2 separate regions of the Homo sapiens genome follow, and region 1 is linked to region 2. Evidence: read pairs that join two places in POLR2A ChIA-PET (ENCODE). Cell type or tissue: OCI-LY7. All regions are shown on one strand. Links, peaks and the distances in the headings refer to the core of each region. The heading gives the core; the rest is flanking DNA. Region 1 has its middle 140 kb from the start of PRDM13. Region 2 holds the start of COQ3 (coenzyme Q3, methyltransferase).

What was found. ChIA-PET counts read pairs that join two places held together with the same protein. Peaks named below come from ENCODE experiments on the same cell type or tissue, not always from the same donor. Only the 100,000 strongest peaks of a DNase experiment are listed, where the experiment ranks them.
Region 1: POLR2A ChIA-PET joins it to region 2 with 21 read pairs; 2 of 35 experiments call an interaction of 5 or more read pairs at or near these places.

What each region holds. Positions count from the first base shown.
Region 1 is chr6:99,734,110-99,751,558 of GRCh38, reverse strand. No RefSeq gene overlaps it. Among named protein-coding and RNA genes, the nearest start is that of PRDM13, 140 kb to the right of the region's middle. In OCI-LY7, for the core only: no CTCF peak of the experiment used is centred there; no DNase peak of the experiment used is centred there.
Region 2 is chr6:99,390,000-99,397,999 of GRCh38, reverse strand. It overlaps COQ3 (coenzyme Q3, methyltransferase), which reads left to right and starts at 3,805. Exons shown (of 7, transcript NM_017421.4): 1 at 3,805-3,926. The coding sequence starts at 3,821. RefSeq lists an enhancer at 3,910-4,549. In OCI-LY7, for the core only: no CTCF peak of the experiment used is centred there; a DNase peak (open chromatin) is centred at 3,969; H3K4me3 peaks cover 1,466 bases; H3K27ac peaks cover 924 bases.

The DNA of each region.
Region 1 (17,449 bases), core at 5,567-13,566, 350 kb before region 2:
GGAAAAAAAAAAGGCATCATGATAACCCTGTTTTTCTCAAACTGTTATTTTGAAACCTGCTTGATAGTGCAGTCAACTCTGCAGTGTGGTTATTTAGTAAAGGTGAAATTATAACACTACAACATTAAAGATTCCTGACTTGCACTTTCATTGACTAGTATCAGGAAAATCAATCTAAAAACATTTAAATCACTTGAAATGTGTAACTGCCCACCCCAACTCCATCATAAGGAATGATGATATTCATAACATAATATTAAATATAGAACATTTATATTAGGTAATTTTAATTATAAATGATGTTATGAAGCCTGATTGAGAATAAAATTTGGCTACAGTTCTCCTTTTTGTTCCACAACTAGATTAATAAATGGGTTTTAGTATTTTTACTGGGTTAAAGAGTCAAGCTAGAAAAAAGAAAGAGAGAAAAGAAGAGTTTGTATAACCACATGCACAAAAAGAAATCTTGGAATAATTATTTTAACTAATGTGACTATTAAATGGAATTTTGTTTTACTTATTTGAAACACATCAACTGAGGTTGATATATTTTGGTCTTAGTGCTGTTTATGGTTATAATGTTGACATCTTCCTCTTAAAATGTTAGGCAAATCATAGGTAATCAATTAAAATACAATTTATACAACTGATGGGTTGAAAAAAGATAGACAATGTCAGAAAACAAAATCATAGTTCATTTCATTGCTATGAGAAAACTAAAAACTCAGTTGCTTTATAAAATGAGCTTGAGCCTAGTTGTAAATTTTGTAAGCCTTTTCTCATTAAAAAATATATATATATAGTATTAAAAGTTCCACTTACTGAAGGCTCTCGGGCCTTCCGATCTTAACATGTACGAGATGCCTACTGAGGAGTTTGGTTGCATAGGAATCTTGACTACAGAGACCTTGCAGAATCTGGCGCTTTTATTTTCACCTGTTAAAAAAATATGAAAGTCAAGCTGTTCTCTTAAGCAATGGGTTTGATCTTCTTAAGCTGTATTGCTATATAAAACAATATTAAACTGTATTGTCTCTTTGCATGTGAGTCCAAAAGGAAGAACAATGATAATTTTCCTCAGAAGACTTTTATCTCCTCCCCCAACACACATACACACAAACAGATAAGTAGAAATTTTAAAAGGAAAAGAATAGTAGTGAATTTGTAAACTATTTCTTAAACACACTCATTCACTTGCATTGTAGACGTTACTCTAGTGAAATAGATCTAACTGACTGAGATAAATGTAAAGAGATGTATCTTCATCATTATCTTATTCAAGGGCATTTTTCTTACAGCATAGCACAAATTAAAGCTTCTATACAATAGCCGTAACTAATTTCATATACCTAATTCCAAAGTTCATCATCCAATAAGAGAAAAAATATTTTTCTGTTTTAAGGTAGCACACATTTCTCTCTCAAAAGGGTCAACAATTTCTGGCTCCAGATACTAAGACATCCTCTGGCTTGCTCCCCAAAAGGCCATGTCATTCTTATACAACTTAATCAGTGGCTACACAGAGGAGAGCAACACTGCAATCTTTCTGATCATTTTAATGAGGACCCCTGGCTATTCAGTCATTGAAATATAATTGACTTGCTCTCCTCTTATTTTCATAATAGACACTCCAACCTAGACCACGTTTATTTGGCTATAAGAAATGTCAGGAAGAATTGGAACTTTTCTGAGTGTCCCCATTAAAACTGAAAACATGCCACCCTGTCTTTTACATGAGCTGCAATCATTTTGTGTTGGTCTCATTATGCAATACAACATGCAAATATTCCAGTCGCCTTCTCACCAAACTGCAAGGCCAAGAAAATAAGCACACCAAAAAAGTCTTACTTTATCTGTCCTTTTTTCTTACAATTTAATATATTTGTCCAATGTTTAGAAAAATTAGCAGCAGAAATAAGTATAAGTGTTCCTGTCGTAACTGATATTTAATAAGGTTGCAAAGTGAGACTGATGCCTTTCTACTTAATGATTACTCTATTTTCATAAAATGCAAAACTTTTCTCCATGAAATTACATAGTCTACTTAAGGATCAACTAAACATTATTTACAAAGTTATTATGTTTATACTGAGAGGTTTAGGTTTTCAAAAGTGATGTGCAAAATAAATTACTGTAATCTTTGAAACAACGTGAGCCCCACAAATTATTTTATAATTTGGAGTTTTCAAACTTACATTAGTTTAAACTTGAACAACCAAAAACTTTGATAATAAGGAACTTTAATCACAGTATAAATTTAAAAGCTAGTCCACCATGGAAAAATTATTTTCATAAATCCCTATAAAGTAGGCTAAGCACCTTCTCATCAGATATTTTTTTCTTAACACAGAATATTCAGATTAGAAATGTCATTCATCATAATCATAATCATAATCATTCCATTCATTTCTATGTCAATTAAGATAAATTTATATTTGCTTTTGACAAAAGTGTTGGAGGAAAGGGATTCCTGTACTGTTAACATACTTTCGGAGGGAAGTTTAGCAATATTTAGCAATTTTAATGGACATTCCCTTTGACTCAGCAATTCCACTTTCATGAATATGTCCTCTAGTTGAACAATAGCATATATATTCATATATCTATACACACACACACACACAAACACACATATACACGGTTGACCCTTGAACAACTCAGGTTTGAACTGCACAAGTCAACCTATACTGGAATTTTCTTCTACCTCTGCCACCACAAGACAGCAAGACCAACAGTTCTTTCTCCTCCTTCTCTTCCTCCTCAGCCTACTCAACATGAAGAAAATAAGGATGAAGACCTTTATGCTGATCCACTTCCACTTAATGAATAGTAAACATATTTTCTCATCTCTATGATTTTCTTAATATTTTCTTTTCACTAGTTTATTGTGAGAGTACAGTAGATGATACCTACAACATGCAAAATATGTGTTAATGACAGTTTCTGTTATCAGCAAAGCTTCCAGTCAACAGTAGGCCATTAGTTAAGTTTTTGGGAAGTCAAAAGGTATACATGAATTTTCTACTGCATAGGGACCCGGGGTTGGGGACGATGATCAGCATTCCTAACTCCCACATTGTTCAAGGGTCAACTGTACACACAGATTTTTGTACATGGAAATACATTTACTCAGATGTTTGTTACACCATAGCTTATATTTGGAGATAAAAAACACCAGAAGTAAACCAAATATCCCAGAGGAAGGCTGACTAGATATGTGATGACTTATTCATCTTCATATAATTAAATACTATATGTCCAATAAGTGAGGTAAATATAGATATTACTACTGGCATAGATATTGCTAAGCGAAAGACAATGTTGCAAAAGTATATAGAATGTAGTCTTTTTTTCTAAGATAATATACAGGTTAACGTATGCATTTAAAAATTTAGAGAAATATACAGCAAATTGTTAACAGTGATTATCTCTACAGTATTAAAGTAGGGAGTCACTCTATATTGAACATTTATGATTCGTTTATGCATTCAGCTAAATATTTTTACTATTTATCCATTTATTTATTTATTTATTTTTGAGATGGAGTCTCACTCTGTCGCCCTGGCTGGAGTGCAGTGGCGCGATCTCAGCTCACTGCAACCTCCGCCTCCCGGGTTCATCAGCTAATATTTATTTAGCACATACAATGTGCCAAGTGATCTTCAAGGTGTCAGGAAACCTAGGGAGCAAAACAAAGTCATCAGTGTGTGATCCTTTTAAAATCAGAAAAAACAATACAATTCCTGGGATTTCAGCTATTTTAAGGAAATAAAGAAGTGAGAACCATTCATCCCATTACCCCTGTTAAGACTCTTTACCCCTTTTTTCTTGTCCAGAACTTTTTTGATGTTAACCTAATCACAGCCAGATTTTTTTTTTCTGAGACAAAGTCTCATTCTGTCGCCCAAGGTTGAATGGAGTGCAATGGTACCATCACCACTCCCTGCAACCTTGGCCTCCCAGGCTCAAGCGATCCTCCCACCTCAGCCTCCTTAGTAGCTGGAACTAAAGGCATGCACCACCACACCCGGCTAATTTCTGTATCTTTTGTAGAGATGAGGTTTCACTATTTTTCCCAGGCTGGTCTTGGCTCAAGTGATCCCCTGGCCTCGGCCTCCCAAAGTTTTGGGACTACAGGTTTGAGCCACCACACCTGAAGATCTTAATATAAGCTATCATTAAAGCAATCTCTATTAGGTCTAAATGTCTTATGAAAAAGATTGTATTATACTTTATTATCTATAAAACTTAAATACTTTTGTTACTATATATCTGAACCTGCAATTATGTAAGAGTAATGAAGTACATTTGTGATTTCATTACATATACTTTGACAGTAATAAGATAATTATGTATACGTAAATATGACTATGTAACCATACACATGAATATTTTCACAAAGCTTAAATAATAACTATAATTGTTTTTACTCATGAACCACAAGATAATATTAAGCTTATGGATCTGTAATATTTCAATATCTTATTCAACTTACTACTAACATATATTAGAAGATTTTCAGATTGATACTAATATTGTAAGAGTATAGTAAATTTTATTAAAACGTATATGTTTCTTATACAATATGTAAATGCTAATATTAATTCATATGCTTCAATTTTTTTAAAATCTAGTATGTATTCTCTCAAAAATGTCCTAATATGAGGGTTTTTTTTCCTTTTTTCCCTTTAAATTAACAAAAAGTATTTAAAGAATTATTCACAAAATGTCTTTGACTTCAATGAAAACTCATACTTATTAAAGGTAAAATTTTTAGAAAGTACTTAGGGTTCTTATTCATAATGTTCTGAACAAATTATAACTAACTCCACTAGGATGGACAAACAGACAGATACAAAATATGTAAGGGGGAAAAAAGCCAACAAATAAATTCTAAATACTTACAAAGCAACGTTGTAATGTAATAGCCGTGGTCCCCTGACAGTGAGACTAATCACTGTGAAAGGACATCTATTCAGAAAGTGTATTCATTTGCATCATACATGAATTGCCTAGCCCTAAACTCCCCAACGCTAAAGTACTTGTGCTACAGCTGGCTGTAATTTACACAAATTTCACTAGATGGCAGTGTGGGTCGAGTAGCCAAATGTTTACAAGTCATGTCTTCAAATTTGATACCAGACTAAGAACATTACACAACTGGACTCCTTGTTATCATCAAAAATAGATTGTGGCTGGGCACGGTGGCTCACGCCTATAATTCTAGCACCTTGGGAGGCTGAGCTTGAGCTCAGGAGCCAGATACCAGCCTGGGCAACATGGTGACACTCTGTATTAAAAAATAATAATAAAATAAAAAGTGTTTTATGAATAAAAGACACATCACATAAAAGCATAATAAAAAGACAATGTGAAGGAGCAAGATTTTAAACAAAAAACACTCTGAGCACATTTGCTCTGCTGTTTATCTCTCCTAGTATCTCAAGCTTGAGGGTGCTTAGGACACACACCTGAGAAACTTGTTTAGAATTCACATTTCCAGTCCCTGCTCCCACCCTTGAGATTCTTAATGAGAATGTCTGCAACAGAACAGAGCTCAATTTTCAAGAAATATCTAAGGTTGTTCTAATACAGCAGGATCATGAGAAACACTGCTCTAAAGCATGAATCCCCAAAGAAGTGGCACATTTGTATCATCAGCTCCAATCCAGTCACTCCTGTGACCACAATACCCAGCCCATCCCTTCCTGCATTCTCCACATATCTGAAATATTGTATTCGAATGTCAGCACATTAAAGATATCAAAGCAAGAGTGGAAACTGTTTCTAGCCTTGGCAACAGCTCAAAGACTCATCCCTTCAAAAATAACTTTAGAGGAATTTATTGCCAAGCAGAAGCCCCTGGACTGCAATGAATTTACTATTTGCATCGACTATGATAAACTTAACGATTTTTAAAGAAGTTTGTCAAACCATTCACTCCTGAAGCAAAAAGAGCTGTACCAACCACCTTTTGTCATCTATCCACCATTCTGACTCTTGAATTGGACTTCTAAAAATTGTCCTATGTATTTCTTGCATTTCTCTACTTTTTGTCCACACAAAGCCATCCCTTCCCACTTGCCTCCTGGACCATAATTCTCCTGCACCCTACGCAGCATCCACCTGCTCTGTCTTTGTTCATGACCTATCGAATCTCGCCTCCATCTTGGCTTCTCCCATAAAGACCTAACATCTCAGGCCAGGCACAGTGGCTCATGCCTGTAATCTCAGCACTTTGGGAGGCCAAGACAGAAGGATCGCTTGAGCCCAGGAGCTCGAGACCAGCCTGGGCAATATAGGAAGATCCTATCTCTTCAAAAAATAAAATTAGCTGGGCATGGTGGCATGTGCTACTCAGGAGGCTGAGGTGGGAGGATTTGTTTCAACCTGGGAGGTCGAGGCTGCAGTGAACCCTGTGATCACGCCACGGCATGCCAGCCTGGATGACAAAGCAAGACCTGCCTCAAAAAAAAAAAAAAAAAGAGAGAGAGAGAGACCTAACATCTCACATTTTCCCACTTAAGAATCTGGCATTAGTGGCTGTCATCTGTAATAATTACCAATTCGTGTCTAATCTTGAAAGAATACTGTGAGTGGCAGATTTAAAGAATAAAGAATCTTTAAGTCAATGCTATGTAATAGTGTTACTTGAAAACTGAGCTCTGTTCTGTTGGAGACCTTCTGATTAAGAACCTCAAGGGTGGGACCAGGGACCAGAAATGTGAATTCTAAACAAGCACTAATTACTAAGTAATTTAGTGTTTAATTACTAATAGAAGTGCCCACAAGTATTTCACCAATTAATGTAGTTTTTATTGACTGTGGGTAATTCATCTCTACTGTGTTTCAGTTATTTTCATCCACTCCTAGAGTTTTTATAAGGAGTAACTACTAAATTTTATCATATTTGAAGTAACTTGAAATAATTAGATGGTTTCTCTCCTTTAATTCATTAGTATGGATATTTCTATTGCTAGATTTCTAATCTTGAACCATTCTTTGATTCCTGAAATAAACTCTATGAAGTGATTTTTCTTTTACTATCCTGCTGGATTAGGTTGGTAGTAACCTTTTCTTCAATGACTTTGCATTTATGTAATTTTTGTCATCTTATAATTCTAGATTAGTTTCATCTAGGAGTTAACTGATCTTTACAAGTTGGCTAGTCCTTAGTAGTAAAACTATCTGGGCTTGGTGCCTTTGTAATGATAGATCTTTACTTTTCTGATCTCTTCTACAGTGATTGGTCCATCATGATTTTATATTTTGTGGGGAATCAATACTAGTGTTTTCCTAGGAAATAATTCATTTTCTCTAGTTTTTCAAAATCATTGTCTTAGGGTCATATATAATGTTTCCTTGTAAATCTATCTTTCCAATTGTGGTTGTATCTATAATTTTTGATGTTTGTCTACAGAGAGTTTTCAAGCTCCAGGACACTCTCTTCCCCTTCCAGTCTACTTTTGGGTAAGCTGATAAACTCCCTCTTTTGGTACTGGTGGGATGTTCAAACAACGCAAGCCCCAACCCACATGTGGGAACCTTCACCTCAGCCCTAACCTTTAACCACAATAAACCACAAACCAGTCTCCTTTCCCTGCACTCTCAAGCCATTTTTGGACCTGCCTAAGAGCCTGCCCTAATCTTCCAAAAAGCTTCATTATATGAGCAATAAATCTTTACGTGCTCTCTTGATGCATGTGTGATGTCATCATTCTTGACATCCAAAGAGGCAGAGGGAAGGCAGGTGTCCATCCCACCTCTGGAGGGTAACATTAATTGGTGCTGTGAGCAGTGTGTCTGAGTAATGACCACTACCATAAGGGTGTCTTTCTTCTCTTGCTTTAGCTTGCTAACTGGCTGTGCTGCTTCATCTTGCATTTGCTGAGTCCTACAGAGTCTGTTCTAGATTCAACCAATCTAAGTCAGAAATTTCTATAATTGGCATTTGGGGACAGAGCATGGGACTAGGGCCCTCATTAGAGTGGCCCTGGGTCATACGTCTTGGCTTCACTTATATGTACATCTCAGTTTAAATACTCTGACTTGATTCCAGCATAAGCCATGACTGACATTAGACTCTGGAAAACAACTATTACCCTATGACCTTTGGTTGTGTGTCTCAACCCACTGTTGTCTCCTACTCTATAGAGGCTTCCAGGAAAAGACCAATTACCTGTGCAATATATGGGTCCACTGCATCTTCACTGTGTGGAGAAAGAGCAGTCATCATGAGGCATGCTGAGGTCACACTTTCAAAAATGGCTGGCTCACCAGGACCCTACAAAATGTCTTTATGCTACTACTGCCTATGCCTTTATTGTTAAAATGATCCTGATCCTCATGGTTACAGGAAAATCACCCGTGGTACCCATGGCACAGTCATAGAGTTCATTCAAACCCAACTTAATCCAGGGGCCTTAATCCAAAAATGCAACCACATCCATGGGCAGCCCCTAATCCTGAGAAAACTAATTTGATACTCTGAAAGAAGAAACTTATACAGTAAATATAAGCAGGGAGAGGGGATCCACCTCTCCCACCAAAATATATCCAGTAATAAAAGAGAGAGAGAGAGAGAAAGGGACGGAGGGAGACACAAGTGGGAGAAACAAAAACCTGAAACAAAGGTCCACAATTAGAACCACTACAATTAATTTGGTCCCAATTGGGAATACAAAATGTATTAAAAGAATTTATACAACAAGAAAATAAAAGGAGACTGACTGGCTTTTGCGCCTCATAATATAGGTTCTGAATTAACTTTAATATCTGCTGAGATGCACCAAGTGGCAAAACTTCATGGTCTTAATCAACACTGGAGCTCAAATTACAGTTTTACCTGGGGATCCCATGAATTTAAACAAGATTATCTTCTATAATCTTAGGGGAGTCACTGAACATAAACTAGAAGACAAACAGGTATGCCTCACCTTAACCTAAATTCCACATAGTCATAGCCCCCATTGCTATAAAATATCCCATGATGGGCATGGAAACTCTGACCCAATGAGTAATAAATTAAAATTTAATTAAGTCTTTTGGCACTTATGAAATGCTTGATAAAAAGGGGGCCCATGAACCTCCCCACTATCTCTGGTTAAAAGTTACTAGGGCCCAGTATAAATTAAAACAGGGCCTTCAAAGATTGAAACCCATTATTCAAGACCTATTTAGAGAAGATGTGACTATCCCCACTGCTTCTCCATTTCTCAATAATACAACAACCCAATTTGGCCTATTCTTACAACTGGGGAAAGAACAAAAGGCATCTCATGGTGAATTATCACAACCTTATTGCCAAGGCATCACCCATTAAGGTCTTTATACTCAATAGTGTTGGAATTACTGACACCACGCAGTAAGCAAATAGTAGATACTTCACATCCACAGATTTGGCTAATATGTTCTGCTCAGTGCCTATTTCACCAGACTCACAGCCGTGGCTTGCTTTTTCCTACCCAGGAACACAATACACCTGTTCTAGGCCATCCATGAGGTAGTGCCATGGCTCTACCATTGCACACAGTATTTGCAGGCAAGAACTCAACTGCAGCCAACTTTCTCAGTACATAGGTATGGCATGACACGGATGGCGTCCTCTACTGAAAACATTCATTGGTTACACGCATTCAGGACAAAAAATACATAGAACTTCACAAAACAGAGATGGAATATTGTCCCACACATAGTACAAGGCTGCACCATCTCAGTTAAATTCTTGAAATTATTTGGTAAGCTGAGGGCTTGGATCTGGCTCTGACATCACGTGCCAGGCTCTTCCTTTGAGGGGATGCTCTTCCCACCCTTCCCGGGCTCTAATTCCCATGCCAGGCTGCCCCTGCCCCACACCTATAATGCCTTCCTTGCTGTGCTCCACATAAAAGGTTTAGTACTGAATTTTTCATAAAAAGAAAGAAGAAGTAGAGGAAAAGCTATGTGTTAACTTTCAAATGAAATAATTTTTAAGTTGTGTATAAAGAAAAAATAAGCCTTATTTCCTTAAAGTTTAATTTATTTTTCCACTTGAAATGAAAAAGAATTTTTCAATCAGATGAATGAAACTTCTTCAGTCTTTATTTTAAAAATGCAGCCAGAATTGAGTATCTTTACTCTGCTGCAGTCAGGAAAATCAGTAAATCTAAGCAGGAGATACAGAAGTATGTTATCAGAAGAAAGGGAATTTTATAGTCTTTGGGAAATAATTTAATATTTATTAGGCACTTATTTAATATTATTTAATCATTATCATTATCTTATTTTAATAAAACTTTTAATTTTAATAAAATATTTTAATAAATATTAATCATCATCATTATCATTATCTGATTCATTTTAATAAAACTGTTTCTGTCTATTATTGTGGCACACCAAAACAGCAAGATGGATCTTTACTAAATTTGGAGGGCATATTTGAGGCAAACTTACTTGAAATATAAACTCTGTGTTACACATTCAATTTCCTTCGAGAGCCCTAGATTTTTATTTGTAACAGCTAACAAAAGTATAGAGTTTCACACATCATCTGATTGGGGAATACATGTCCTGTGTATTAGGATCCTGAGGAAAGAAACAAACTGTGGCTTCAGATATTAGCCCCAAATCAAACATCACAGGTACGTTCACTCTCCATTACCAATTTGTGATCCAGCTGCTTCTTATGTGGATAACTCCTGACATCGAAACAGGCAGAATGGTTGCCTATGGATGATAATGAAGTTAAAGGAAATTTTTATTTTATTCTATGTGATTGTCTCTGTTTTCTCAATGTTATCCAATACACATGTACTGCATGAGGGGAAATATTTAATAGCAATAACAGCTACTGTCTATTTTAAACACTGTCTATTCCTACAAGTATGGCTGAAGCCACTAATATAATGTAAGTGATCTGTTTCTCTTTTTCTCCTCTTACTCCCTATAACATTTTTTCTAATTTTTATGTAGCACTTTTGCATCTTGCTTCATATATACCTTGACATTATTTTTCTTCCTTAAGTGGAAAAAACCTTTGAATTCTGAGATTGGATTTTAATCATCTGTATATCTCCACCACCAGGAAACACATTATCTTACAATATGAGAGAAGATAAACAAATAATTGCCAGGGAAAATGAACAAATAAATGAATGGCTACTGTTGATTAAATGAGGCTAAGCACTTTTTTTAAGGAAAAATCCATTGGTAGTGTCTACAATATTATAGGTATATGACATCCAAAAATGTTACATGGGGTCAGCATTTCTGGGAAGAATATGGTTAGGCAGATCTGAATTAGGGAGCTTCCAGATTGCCAGAGGAAAGGAAAGGGGGATCTGGCAATACAGTGTTTACCACCAGGGTCTCAGCAAGCCTTCCAGGCTAACTGCCTGCTCATCTGCTGCAGCTCCTGATTTCAAACAGGTGAGCCATAGACACTGGCCTCTTCTTGCCTCAGGTGCTCCCAGAATCATCATAATTGGTAAAGCTATTATGGGATACAACTTCTGTGCATGCACAGTGAACATCCACACTCTTGTTTCATAGAGAACTGTTCTCAACCCAGGGAAAAACTACTCCACAGTGAGTGCCTTATCACTCTTCAACTCTCAAAAGATCTTCTTTACCATGGCTAATTTCTCTCTGGGTTTCCAGCTCAAATGAAAATATTATTGTTGTTTCATCTTTCCCCAGCATTTTTTTTCATTTTAGGCTTCCCTGTAACAATAAGACTTCAGCTCTAAGGGCAGGCATTTGGACCTTTCTGGCAGGGACTCCTGCCCTGGGCAAGCACACTTGATGATCATATGGTGCATGGTCCCTCCTCCCATGACCATCTGCTAGACTGGCTCTCTGCCGACTCACAAGCTCACTGAATTGTTTCACTAGGACACAGGTGCCAGGCTATCATGGGTTTAAATAAGCAGCTCACATAATACAACAAAATGTTCCTCTTCCCTTCAGGAAGATCCTTCCCCCATGACAGCCTTAAAATAGTGCCACTACATGGCTTCTGAAGCTTGATTAAAGCCAGAGACATGGGCGAGCCAAAGATAATATTGTAAGAAGCAAACCCTGAGAGATGAGTGCTCACAGAGCAGAGCAACAGTGGCTTCAATAGCTGTGGTGCAGGTAGAGGGGTGGGGTGAACCAGAATCCTAGGAATCTAGAAGGAAAGAAGTCATCACTCCAAGCATATTTAACTGGATCCTTAAAAATCAAAAAGAGAAATCTAAATTGTGTATGTGACTATACTTTAACCTACAGCAGAGAGGAGCAGAAGTAATACGGGACTTAGAGCCAAAGACATGCGTGCACAACTCAACCCTGCCACTTGATGAAGATCAGTCACCCTCTGAATCTTCAGGTTCTTAACAGTTAAGTGGAAATAATAATAATACTATGTTACTATCACTATGGCTATGTAACAATCATTCCAAATCTTAGGGGTCTAAAACAACAATAATTTTTAAATTCTCAAAAACTTGGGAGCAGCCCAACTGGGCAGTTCTAACTCAGGGTCCCTTGGAAGGTTGCAGTGAGTGGATACTGTGCCTGGGTCCTCTCAAAGGCTTCTTCACTTACACATCTGGGCTGAAAGGACTGGAAGATCTGGCAGCTGGAACCACTATGGCTCTTCAGGCATCTCTCTGCATCTCTGTATGCTCTTTCCTTCTGGTCTTTCCAGCATGGCAGCTTCAGGGTCACTAGACTTCTTATGTGGTGCCCCTAAAGGAGTGTGGCCTGAGAGAGCAAGCCAGGAGGAAGTCGCATTATGATGCAGACTTGAAAATCAAGTTGTGTCACTTTCACACATTCTATTGGTAGGCAGTCACAAAGGTCTATCCCACCTTTTCATGGAGAAATGTCAACATATGAATTATAAGAAGAGCATGGGGGTGAGATATATACCCTCAACCTTTGAAAACTACAAGCTGTCATGCCATACAAGGTTGTTATAAGGATTAAATTATATTATTCACATTCAGTTTATAAGCTGTAAAGCACTATACAAAGTTATTTTTATAATAGTAAGAATAAAATCCTATATGTCTTTTTTTTGTCCCACTCTATTATAGAAGGTAATTTCTAAAGATAAGGTGAAAGGGCATAGTAAACTTTCAAATGGAGTTAAGACAGTAGTAGTAGCACAGAAACCATCTTTATTCAAAGATTTATGGTACATTATTTATACCAATAAATTTTAACAGGTTTATACATTTATTTTGTCATATTTCTTTTAAAAAATCACCTGCCTTAAGAATACTTTTTTCTGCCTTGATGCAATGGTTCACACCTATAATTTCAGCACTTTGGGAGGCTGAGGTAGGAGGATCACTTGAGGCCAGAAGTTTGAGACCAGCCTGGACAACATAGCAAGACTCTGTCTCTACAAAAAATGAAAGAATTAGCAGGGTGTGGTACCACGCCCCTGTAGTCCCAGCTACTCAGGAGGCTGAGGCGGGAGGATTGCTTGAGCCCAGATGCTCAAGGCTGCAGTGAGCTATGATGACCACTGCACTCCAGGTTGAACAACAGAGCAAGACCCTGTGTCAAAATAATAAAAATAATACCTTTTCCTTTCTTGCAGTCTAGTGGAACCTAAATGCAAGTCTTGGATTTTGCCACTAACCAAACAGAATACGTATTGGGGAACTGTCTTATTTGGGGGTTCAAATGATCTCTAAAGTTTCTATAAGTTCTAGAAAATTGGAAGTCTAAGCCAGTTGGATTCACTTTACTAATTCAATGCATTAAATTTGTAAAGCATTTATTTATAGACAGGTCTCAAGTGTCAACTTTTGATTTACAAATATGCTTACATTGAAGGAATAACAACACAGATAGAAGATGGTGAAAGAAAGGAGACAGAAAGATTGACCCTACCTAACTCTCTCTGAGTGGGTGGGTTCCAGAAGAGAAGGGCTTCCAGGGTTCAGGGTTCAGTCCCCTGTAAGGTGAATCCTAGAGGAGAGAATGAATGAGACTCTGTGGTCTGAGGTTCCCAGGAAGTACACCTAGCTACCTAAAGGAAACTGGGATCTAATCCTTACCTGACACCTAATTTCCAAAAAGTATTCCCCTGTAGACTCCCTCCAGATCTCCGGGTCCCCCAGTAAGATAAAGGTATCAGAAAAGTACAGGTTCCCTGAAGGCTGTAATTATTTTAGACTGTCATCACTGTTAGCATGAGAGAAGTTTGCCCATCAGTTGTTATTAATGAAAATTACTCAGGTGATATTTTTAAATAAAAAAAGCAAGATGCGGAATCGAGTATGCAACCATGTCTATAAAAAATAACATATATACATAGGTACATATATATTCATTCTATAAATAAATACTTGCCCAGTGAATATACGTATTTTCATTTGCATAGAATATCTCTCTGAAAAGATACACACAAAACTGGAGGCAGTTTCCCAAAGGAAACTGAGGGGCTGGGAGAGAGAGGAAGGGAAGGAAATCTTGCTTTCACTAAATTTACTTTTGTACTTTTACACTTTGTACCATGTACATACATTATCTATTCAAAACCTTGTTTGAAGCTGCTCTGGGATAACTAGTGGCCAGCGTGCTTGCAAATGAACTAGCATGGAGCTCCATGATCAAAGAAAGAACCCCAAGCTCTTCATGCCTTGCTTCTTTCTCACACTAGGATTGCACTGGTTTCTATTTAAAGTGCATCATAAAGTCATATCATAAAGACTTTTTAACTTATCATCTTAGCCTGGGTTCCCTCTGAAAACAAAACCTAAAGAAAAGGCTTAAGTGCAAGCAGTTTATTTGAGAAGTGATTCCAGTTTGCAGAATGAAGGAAAAGGTAGTTAATATAGGAGGGAAAGACTCTCCCGGGAGGGGTTCATAGTTGGCCACCACTATGGTTTCCTCAATCCTGAGGGAATGACTGAGAAGATATCTCAGAACCTGACTGGGACAAGAGAGAATGGGATAGTTGTTCATTGGGTCCTGTCACCATTCAGCAAGGTTGCTCCCAAAAGGGTTGCATTTGCCTGTACTACAGGATTTCATAAAATGTTCCACCTGCAGGTGTCACAGAAACCCCAGACAAAAAGCAAGTGGTGTTCCTAGTGCAGGCCTGAGGTGAGGCACCGACAGGATGTACTGAGTGAGGCTGGCTGAAGCCTGCCCAGACCTGGTCACCACAGCAGGAGCTGGGGTAAGATGGGAGACAGAGAAGTGTCCAATACATTTATAAGAAATTCCTTCTTCAACAGCTTTCTTCATTAATTCCTTTTTCATCAGTCTTCTTCATCATGCTGTTGCTTTTCTTTCCCTAGCCAGAAAAAGGACATCGATCTTGCACTTTTGAAGAGGAATTTTACATGTAAAAACACTACCAATGTGCTTGTAGACATAAGGAATATTTCTGGAAGGACATTCAAGATAACTTGTTTTGTTCATTTCAAAATAAAACCAGCTTTAAATATAAAAATGTTTAAACACATAAAAGTAAGCATCATAATTCAGAAATTTTGCAAGATACTAAAAAAAAAAACCACAGGCATTTGATTAAAGATGGAGGTTTGAATGTATACATTTACCTCTATTCTGTCTGAAACCCCATTAAAATGAGAGTAAAGGAATATTTTTAAGTATAAACCCATGAAGCAAAGACAACAGAAGATGATAAAATAGCAACAAAATATTGGAAGCTGGAAAGTACATGGGTAAATGCTAAGTGAACCAGCAGACTGGAGAATGCTGAAACCTGTGTCAGCAGTGGGGGAAACAAAGCTGTACACTGATTTGCCTCATAGAACTCCAGTCATACTCAGAAATTACAGGGGCAGGTACCTATGAAAGTGGAATTTTTTAAACAGCTAAAACTAGGATAGTTATTTCAATTCAGTTTAGGAAGAAGTTAGAGTTTGGAACCCCCTCTCATTCCATGGAGCTGGGGGCTGCCCCTTTCCCACCCTAGTTGAAGGTAAGATAAGATAATAAGAGAAACTCTACTCTGAGGCACACCATGCAGAGTTAGGGTTAGAAGTACCTCTAAAAAAAGTCTATATACTGAAAGTTGAGGTCTCCAGCCCCTTCTTCTACTCAGCCCCCAGAATTCTGACAACTAGGTTTGTATCCTTTAGACAGGGGACTGAAAGCTTATTCTCCAGAGACCAATCCAATAGAAAAGTCCTAAAGATGCTCATAAAGATTCCCCTTGAAAAACAGCTGAACTAAATCACCTAGAAGTTAAGCCCACAAATTCACAAGCCCTTTATCCTCTAGACCCAGATCTTCTAATCAGTTATGTGGCACCCACATTTTACATATGAGAGGACTACTGAGGATCATCCGATATTGAGGAACACCAGAAACCAAAGGAACTTAGAAGAAAACAGTGACAACGTTAAAGAAATATCTTTTAATAAATATAATGAAGAAAATTTTTGCAATCTATCCATCTGACAAAGGGCTAATATCCAGAATCTGCAAGGAACGTAAACAAACTTACAAAAAAAAAACAAACAAACCCATCAAAAAGTGGGCAAAAGATATAAACAGACACTTCTCAGAAGAAGACATTTATGTGGCCAACAAACTTATGAAAAAAAAGCTCATCATCACTGGTCATTAGAGAAATGCAAATCAAAACCACAATGAGATACCATCTCACACCTGTTAGAATGGCAATCATAAAAAGTCAGGAAACAACAGATGCTGGAGAGGATGTGGAGAAATAAGAACACTTTTACACTGTTAGTGGGAGTGTAAATTAGTTCAACCATTGTGGAAGACAGTGTGGTGATTGCTCAAGGATCTAGAACTAGAAATACCATTTGACCCAGCCATCCCATTACTGGCTATAGACCCAAAGGATCATAAGTCATTCTACTATAAAGACACATGTACACAAATGTTTATTGTGGCACTATTCACAATAGCAAAGACTTGGAACCAACCCAAATGCCCATCAATGATAGACTGGATAAAGGAAATGTGGCACATATACATCATGGAATACTATGCAGCAATGCAAAAGAATGAGTTCATGTCCTTTGCAGGGACATGGATGAAACTGGAAACCATCGTTCTCAGCAGACTAACACAGGAACAGAAAACCAAACACCACATGTTCTCATTCAAAAGTGGGGGCTGAACAATGAGAACATATGGGCACAGGGAGGGGAACATCACACACCAGGGGCTGTTGGGGGGTGGGGGGCAAGGGGAGGGATAGCATTAGGAGAAATACCTAATGTAGATGACGGGTTGATGGGTGCAGCAAACCACCATGGCACATGTATACCTATGTAACAAACCTGCACATTCTGCACATGTACCCCAGAACGTAAAGTCTAAGTAATAAATAAAAAAATGTAAAAATAAAATAAACCTTTAATCTTCTCAGAAAAAATAAGAGAATATAATATTGTACTCACACAACAAGAATATGATGCTGTAGCAAGATTCAGAAAACAAGTAAAGCATTTTTGAAATT
Region 2 (8,000 bases), core at 1-8,000:
TTCTAGTGGTGTAATACCAAGTAGGTAAATTTCGCAGTCTATTTTTAAGTGTCCTGAGTTTTTTGTTTCCTTAAACACATGAAAGGTAATAGTAAAGAATTTTTTACTGTATTTGGGAATTTTTACATAGGAGTTGTATTAGGTTTCCAGTCTCTGTAGTGTTGCCTTACAGAAATCTTTACATCTAAACTGAGTTTTTCTTCTCCTACATAAATTTAAATGTATTTTGATTTACTGAAGTTTCTAAAATGTACTGAGTACAGACATACACCACATAACGACGTTTCAGTCAATGACGGGCCACATGTACAACAGTGGTCCCATAAGATTATAATGTATTTTTACTGTACCTTTTCTGTGTTTAAATACACAAAACCATGATATTACAGTTGCCTACAGTTTTCAATATAGTATTTGTAGCCTAGGAGCAAAAGGCTATACCATGTAGCCTGGGTGTGTAGTAGTCTATACCATCTAGGTTTATGTAAGTATACTCTGTGATGTTCACATCACAATGAAATCACCTAATGACACATTTCTCACATGTCCCCAAGTTAAGCAACTGCATAGTTGCTGTTTCTTGCTTTTTGAGATGGAGTCTTTCTCTGTTGCCCAGCCTGGAGTGTAGTGGCGCAGTCTCAGCTCACTGCAAACTCTGCCTCCTGGGTTCAAGTGATTCTCTTGCCTCAGCCTCCTGAGTAGCTGGGATTACAGCACCCACCACCACATCTGGCTAATTTTTGTGTTTTTAGTAGAAACGGTTTCACCATGTTGGCCAGCTGGTCTCGAACTCCTGACCTCAGGCGATCCACCCGCCTTGGCCCCCCAAAGTACTGGGATTACAGGCGTGAGCCACCGCTCCCAGCCGATTGCATAAATGGAAGTAGTAGTAGAGTCATTGGATTGAGCTGGCTCTGTTTCTTGATGTGTTTTAGGCAAATCACTAAATCACCATGGGCCTTAACTTCTTCAGCTGTGTAAGGGAGGAATTAGATGAATTTTTTTTTTTTTTTTTTTTGAGATGGAGTCTCGCTCTGTCACCAGGCTGGAGTGCAGTGGTATGATCTTGGCTCTGCAACCTCCGCCTCCCAGGTTCAGACAACTCTCCTGCCTCAGCCACCCAAGTAGCTGGGACTACAGGTGTGCGCCAACATGCCCAGCTAATTTTCGTATTTTTAATAGAGACAGGGTTTCATGTTGGCCAGGATGGTCTTGACCTCGTGATCCGCCTGCCTCGGCCTCCCAACATGCTGGGATTGCAAGTGTATGCCACCGCACCTGGCCAAATTAGATTAGTTCTAAACACATCTAGCTGTTAAGTTTTTCAGTTTTAAGTGGAATTTTGTTGTGTAAAATTTAAAAGAGAAAATGGGCTTTAGCTCTTCAAAAAGCACACATGGGTTATATTTATATCATAAAGGTTTATCAGATACCTATAGAGTTCCTTTAAAGATACCTTGGTTAAATCTGCCACATTCTGATTTTGGTAGAAGTTATGATAGAATTATTCTGAGTTACCAATTTATGTAAAATTTTTAAGTAAATGTGAAAACTTACCAGTTAAACTGAGTGGATGTAGTGGTATATCTCTTTTTTTTTTTTTTTTTTGAGACACAGTCTTGCTCTGTTGCCCAGGCTAGAGTGCAATGGCGTGATCTCAGCTTACTGCAACCTCCACCTCTCTTGTTCAAGCGATTCTCCTGCCTCAACCTCCCAAGTAGCTGGGATTACAGGATTCCATCACCACTCTCAGCTAGTTTTTGTACTTTTTGTAGTAGAGATGGGGTTTCACCATGTTGGCCAGGCTGGTCTTGAACTCCTGACCTCAGGTGATCCGCCCACCTCAGCCTCCCAAGGTGCTGGGATTACAGGTGTCAGCCTCCACGCCCAGCTGTATATCATTTCAAAGCTACAAGGGAGCACTTTACCCTTGGATGAAAAAAAAAATGTTTATAAAGTTGAATTACAAAACAGACATTAAGAGTTTTAGAGCAAAATAAATACGCAGACTTACGGGTGAGACCATAACAATAATAGTCTGGGGAAATATCTCCAACAATGGCCATATACTGCATTACAGCCATTACAACTTTCCAATACCACTTAGGCTTAAGGGTCATTGGGAAAGCCCTTTGTTGATGTTTGTAGCGAGAAATACTATGAGCTAGTTTTGCTTATTTGGGCCAGACCTGTTCTGGGTGTTCAAAAGACATACTTGTCAGCATAAAGCAAATCATTGATTCCCCTTCTTGTTAAAATGTAGTGGAAAGGCTCTGAAGCCCAGTGAAGTGTGGTACCTTCAAAGAAAGTACATATAAAGCTCCTAGAACTTTATTTAATTGTGCTTGCACTTTGCTTTTTCCTTGGATGTGTCACTCCAATAAATACAAGACGTGCTACATTTTCTTTTGTGCAGAGCTTTCTGCCTTCATGTGGAGAGAGGATCATGTATCTAAGGGTAGAGGAGCTCTGAAGAGGACATAGCAACTGAAAAGTGCGACCACCCTTAGGAGGAGGTCAATATTTTAGCTAAGAACCATGAATGAAAGACTATTGCTGTCTGGGTGAGGTGGCTCCCACCTGTAATCCCAGCACTTTGGGAGGCTGAGGCAGGCAGATCACCTGAGGTCAGGAGCTTGAGACCAGCCTGGCCAACATGGTGAAACCCTGACTGAAAATACAAAAATTAAGCCGGGAATGGCAGCATACACCTGTAATCCCAGCTACTTACGAGGCTGAGGCACGAAGAATCACCCGAGCCTGGGGGACGGAGGTTGCAATGAGCTGAGATCCTACCACTGCACTCCAGCCTGAGCAACCGAGTGAGGCTGTCTCAAAAAAAAAAGAAAAAAAAAGATTCCTGAGCGGTAAATTTCGCTAACTGAAAGAACCCTTTACCAATTTGACCCTACCTGTTGAAAATACAGAATAATTTTTTGTCTTCAATGTTGGAGATTCGTCATTGTTCTTACCCAAAGAAAGACTTTGTGCATTTAGACGTAAAATGTTACTGATCACTGTTCCTAGCTCTAAATGAAGTTTGCCTAGACTGAGCCACAGAAGCCTCCTACTACATGATGTATATACCCTGTACAAGATAATAGTCATTTGCAGAAAATAAGTTTTACATTTGGCCTTCTGGCCATCTGATATTTGAGTGCCTTGAAAGGGGAAACAATTCTTCCCTTGAGGAAGAAGTGCTCCCATACTCTTGCATTCTTAGCAGTAGGGTCAATGTCTTACAGGAATATAAAAGTCCTTGAAGAGACATCTGTTAAGTGTGAAATAGAGCTACATGGCAATAAAAGAAGACACAGCACGAAGTAATGGCCTGATTGAGGTCAACTTCGAACATGAGGTTTGAGGTGTCCTATAGCAATAAAGTATCTTCAAAGTTGTTTATGATAGTAAAAACATCTTGCAGTTTAATTCCATGTGCAATTTGCTAAATGAGCGTGAAAGTATAGCCATACATACATAACACTCAACAATACAATCATGAAAGTCGGCTGCAGGCCGGGCGCGGTGGCTCACGCCTGTAATCCCAGCCCTTTGGGAGGCCAAGGCGGGCGGATAACCTGAGGTCAGGAGTTCGAGACCAGCCAACATGGAGAATCGCTTGAACCCGGGCGGCGGAGATTGCAGTGATCCCAGAATCCGAGATGGGGACTGTACTCCAGCCTGGGCAACAGAACAGACTCTGCTAAAAAAAAAAAAAAAAAAAAAAGTCGGCTGCAGACGGCGAAAGTGATCTCGGAACCTTTATGTTGGGGATCTTTTTTCGGGAGGGACCGGAAAAGAGGTGGGATCGTTTGTCGCGATGTGGAGTGGCCGTAAGCTGGGCTCCTCCGGGGGTTGGTTTTTAAGAGTGCTGGGGCCTGGAGGCTGTAATACAAAAGCTGCGCGTCCCTTAATTTCCTCGGCGGGTGAGTGTGTGTGCGGAGGTCCTTCGCATGCAGTCAATTGCGAGCGCTGGCGTCTCTGCGCATGCGCCGGGGGTGGGGCGGTGGGTTGTCTCTGGACCTCGCGAGGGGTCAGCGCGAAACCTAAGGCTTGGTCCTGGCCCCATCTCTCTCCATTGTAAACCTCGCATAGTCCCGTTGGCGGACGCCGGGGAAAAGAGCTCAGGACCAGTGGTCCTGTCTGGAAAAGCGCAGGCCGCGGGTCTCTTGTGGCTGAGCTCCTTGCCCCAGGAGCCGGCGACCCGCTCTGCGTGTGCTGCAGTCTGAAGGTCATGCATCTTTCCTTTGCCGGGGCAGGAATAACTCACGCCTCGTAGTTATGCATAGCTTTGTATCTGTGTTTTGTTTGCACAAAGCTTGCTGTTTTTTTCAGAAAGAATTTAAGGCAGCTGTATTACTTTTTGATTAATAGGTTAATCCAACAGACTGCATTTGCAAATGAGATCAAGAAAATAATGCACTGCTCAGTGCTTGTAGACAGCAGTCTGATTTTCGAACTCTCAGTATTAAGTAGAAACTTAAGCTCATCTTTCACATGGAACTCTTAACAAATACTGTATGCCAGACACTGGTATGAGCACTGGGAATTTAAAAATGAATGACACCGCAAGGATCTCTTTAAAAATGTTAGGATAAACCTAAGATCAGGATATAATGAACAAAAAAATGGGGAATCTAACCGCCCATTAATAAAGGTTATTAGTTGGTACTATCATACAGTGAAAAATAGTACAGCCAATAAAAATGATTTAAATCTATTTGTACCCACATGGAAAAGTAGTAAGATATAGTGTTAAGAAAGTAAAGTTTCATTGTTTCCTGGAAGGAGCCAAAAAAAAAAAAAAGTTACAAATCAGTATGTATAGTGAACTTGGAGTTACAGGTGGAGATATATAGAGAAATTTTGCAGTGATTGCCTGTGGTAGAGTAGGTGATTTTCTATCATTTTATCCTTTATATACTTTTCTTTTTCTGAACTTTTTTTAGTAAACATGTGTCTTTTATAATCAAAAATTTAGAAAAGATATAATAAACCTAGTTCCAATTTTTGAGGGGTGAACATAGAAGGAGCATTTAATCCATATTTGGGATCAAGGAAACTTCTTGAATGGGATATTTAGAGAAATCTTGAAGGAGGTGGCCAGTTTTAGAAGCAGTTGGTCGAGACAGGCAGCTCACTTGAGGTCAAGTGTTCGAGACCAGCCTGGCCAACATGGTGAAACCCTATCTACTAAAAATACAAAATTAGCTGGGCGTGGCGGCAGGCGCCTGTAATCCCAGCTACTCGGGAGGCTGAGGCAGGAGAATCGCTTGAACCTGGGAGGCAGAGGTTGCAGTAAGCCAAGATCACACCATTGCACTCCAGCCTGAGCAACAGAGTGAGACTCTGTCTCAAAAAAAAAAAAAAGCAGTTGGAGAGGGGAAAGGACCAGCTCGAGAATCTGTGAGAAAGTTTGTGAGAAACTGCAAGGTTCCTTGAAAAGTAAAGTGTGTAGGTGGAGGGCAGAAGGTAAAGGCAGGGGGTGGCAAGGGATGAGGAAGAGGCCTTTTTGGCCATGACACATTCATGAAAGGCCATTTACACCTCCTGAGGTAGACTATCCCGCGGACAGTGGAAATCACTGAAGAAGCAACATGAACAGATTTATGTTTAAGAAATAACACTTGGCAGCTGTCTACATAGAATGTGGGATGGAGTCAGGCAAGTCTAGGCCCAGGAAGACCTTAGAGCAATCCAGACAGTAAATTATCATTGCTGGAAATAAAGTATTGGTAGGGTAAAAGTCTGTCACCTGTTTTATTCACCATCAGCATGGTGCCTGGTAGGTGCTGAATAAATGACTTTTCAATAAATAAAATGAAAAAAACCTTTTCCCATTCCTTTAAAATTTCAAATACCAGGATGATCACAGATTCAAGGTAGAGAAGGAATTGGTAGCATTCTGTTTAAATACAAACTCAATTACTCTCTTTCCGTTGTGGTAAGGTGGTAGAGTGGTTTTTATTTTTACTTTTTAGATTAATTAATTTTTTTTTTTGAGAAAAGGTCTTGCTCTGTATCCCAGGTTAGAGTGCAGTGGCATGACCACAGTTCACGGCAGCCTTGGCCTCCCTGGCTCAATTGGTCCTCCCACCTCAGCCTCCCAAGTAGCTGGGACTACAGGCAGGCACCACAATGCATGGCTAATTTTTATATTTTTAGTAGAGAAGGGGTTTCACCACATTGTCCAGGCTGGTCTTGAACTCCTGGGCTCAAGCAGGCCGCCCACCTTGGTCTCCCAAAGTGATGGGATTACAGGCATTGAGCCACTGCGTCTGGCCTAAGATGATTTTTAAACCTCTTGAGAATTGTAGCAATACTGATGACTTAGGGATTCATTTTCCAGAAATAGAGGAGGTAAGAGAGAGATCAAGGGTTGTCTGTCCGTAAAAGCAGATATTGTTAAAATTTCTAAGGCTTAGTTTCATAATAGTAATACCTTATATGTCGTTATCGATGTATCATGGTTTACATAGTTAAACTTTATTCTTTAATAATATCTCATGTATCTACCTAAAGTCATACAGGAGGTGATATTTGAACTGGGTCTTAAAAGGTAGTCCAGATAGAGTTGGTGGAAAGGGAAATAAAATGAACAAAAGCCTGGCCGAGCACCTTTAATCCCGGCACTTTGGGAGGTCGAGGCAGGTGGATCGCTTGAGCTCAGGAGTTTGAAACCAGCCTGGGCAACATAGCAAAACCCTGTCTCTACAAAAAAAAAAATACAAAATTTAGCCAGGCATGGTGGTGTGCTTCTGTGGACCTCGCTACTGGATAGGCTAAGGTAGGAGGATTACTTGAGCCCAGGAGGTAGAGGCTACAGTGAGCCGTGAACCCACCACTGCACTCCAGCCTGGGCAACACAACGAGACCCTGTCTCATAAATAAATAAATAAATAAATAAATAAATAAATAAATAAAATGAGCAAAAGCCTAGACACATGAACTTTATTAAAAAAGAACATTGTAATGGGTTTGGGATGGACTGTGAAGGGCTGATTAAAAAATAAAACCAAATAAACATAAGCTCAGGAGAAAAGTATGCAGAGACTACAAAAAGACAAGATGTGAAATATAAATGACCACTAAACATAAGAAAGGATGCTTAACCTCATTCATGATAAATTGAAACTACATTAACTGGGCACGGGGCCCATGTTTATAGTGCCAGCTACTCGAGGGGCTGAGGTGGGAGGATCGCTTGGGTGACCTTGGTGGAGGTTGTAGTGAGTGGAGATTGTTCCACTGCAGTCCAGCCCGGGTGACACAGTGAGACCCTGTCTCAAAAACAAAAACAAACAATTAAAACTACACTAAGATACCATTTTCATGTATTTGATTAGCAAACATAAAAATGTTTAACAAAGACTGGGCGCGTGGCTCACGCCTGTAGTCCCAGCACTTTGGGAGGCCGAGGCGGGTGGATCATGAGGTCAGGAGATCAAGACCATCCTGGCTAACACGGTGAAACCCGTCTCTACTAAAAATCCAAAAAATTAGCCAGGCGTGGTGGCGGGCACCTGTAGTCCCAGCTACTCGGGAGGCTGAGGCAGGAGAATGGCGTGAACCCGGGAGGCAGAACTTGTAGTGAGCTGAGATCTCGCCACTGCACTCCAGCCTGGGCGACAGAGCAAGACTCCGTCTCAAAAAAAAAAAAAAAAAGTTTAACATTGTATGGGTGACAGTGTGGGAAAACCAACAAGAGACACTCTCATAGATTACCGATAGGATAGTAAATTGGTTCAACATCTATTTAGTGGCAATTACAGATTTACAAATGCACGTACCCTTTGACATCATTCTTGAGATTTTACCTACAGGGACTCTGAAACACATATGAAATGAAATAACCTATGTAATTTAATCTCTAGTTGTTGTCGTTTTGAGACGGAGTCTCACTCTTTCGCCCAGGCTGGAGTGCGGTGGCGTGATCTTGCCCACTGCAATCTCCACCTCCCGGGTTCAAGTGATTCTTGTGCCCCAGCCTCCCAAGTAAC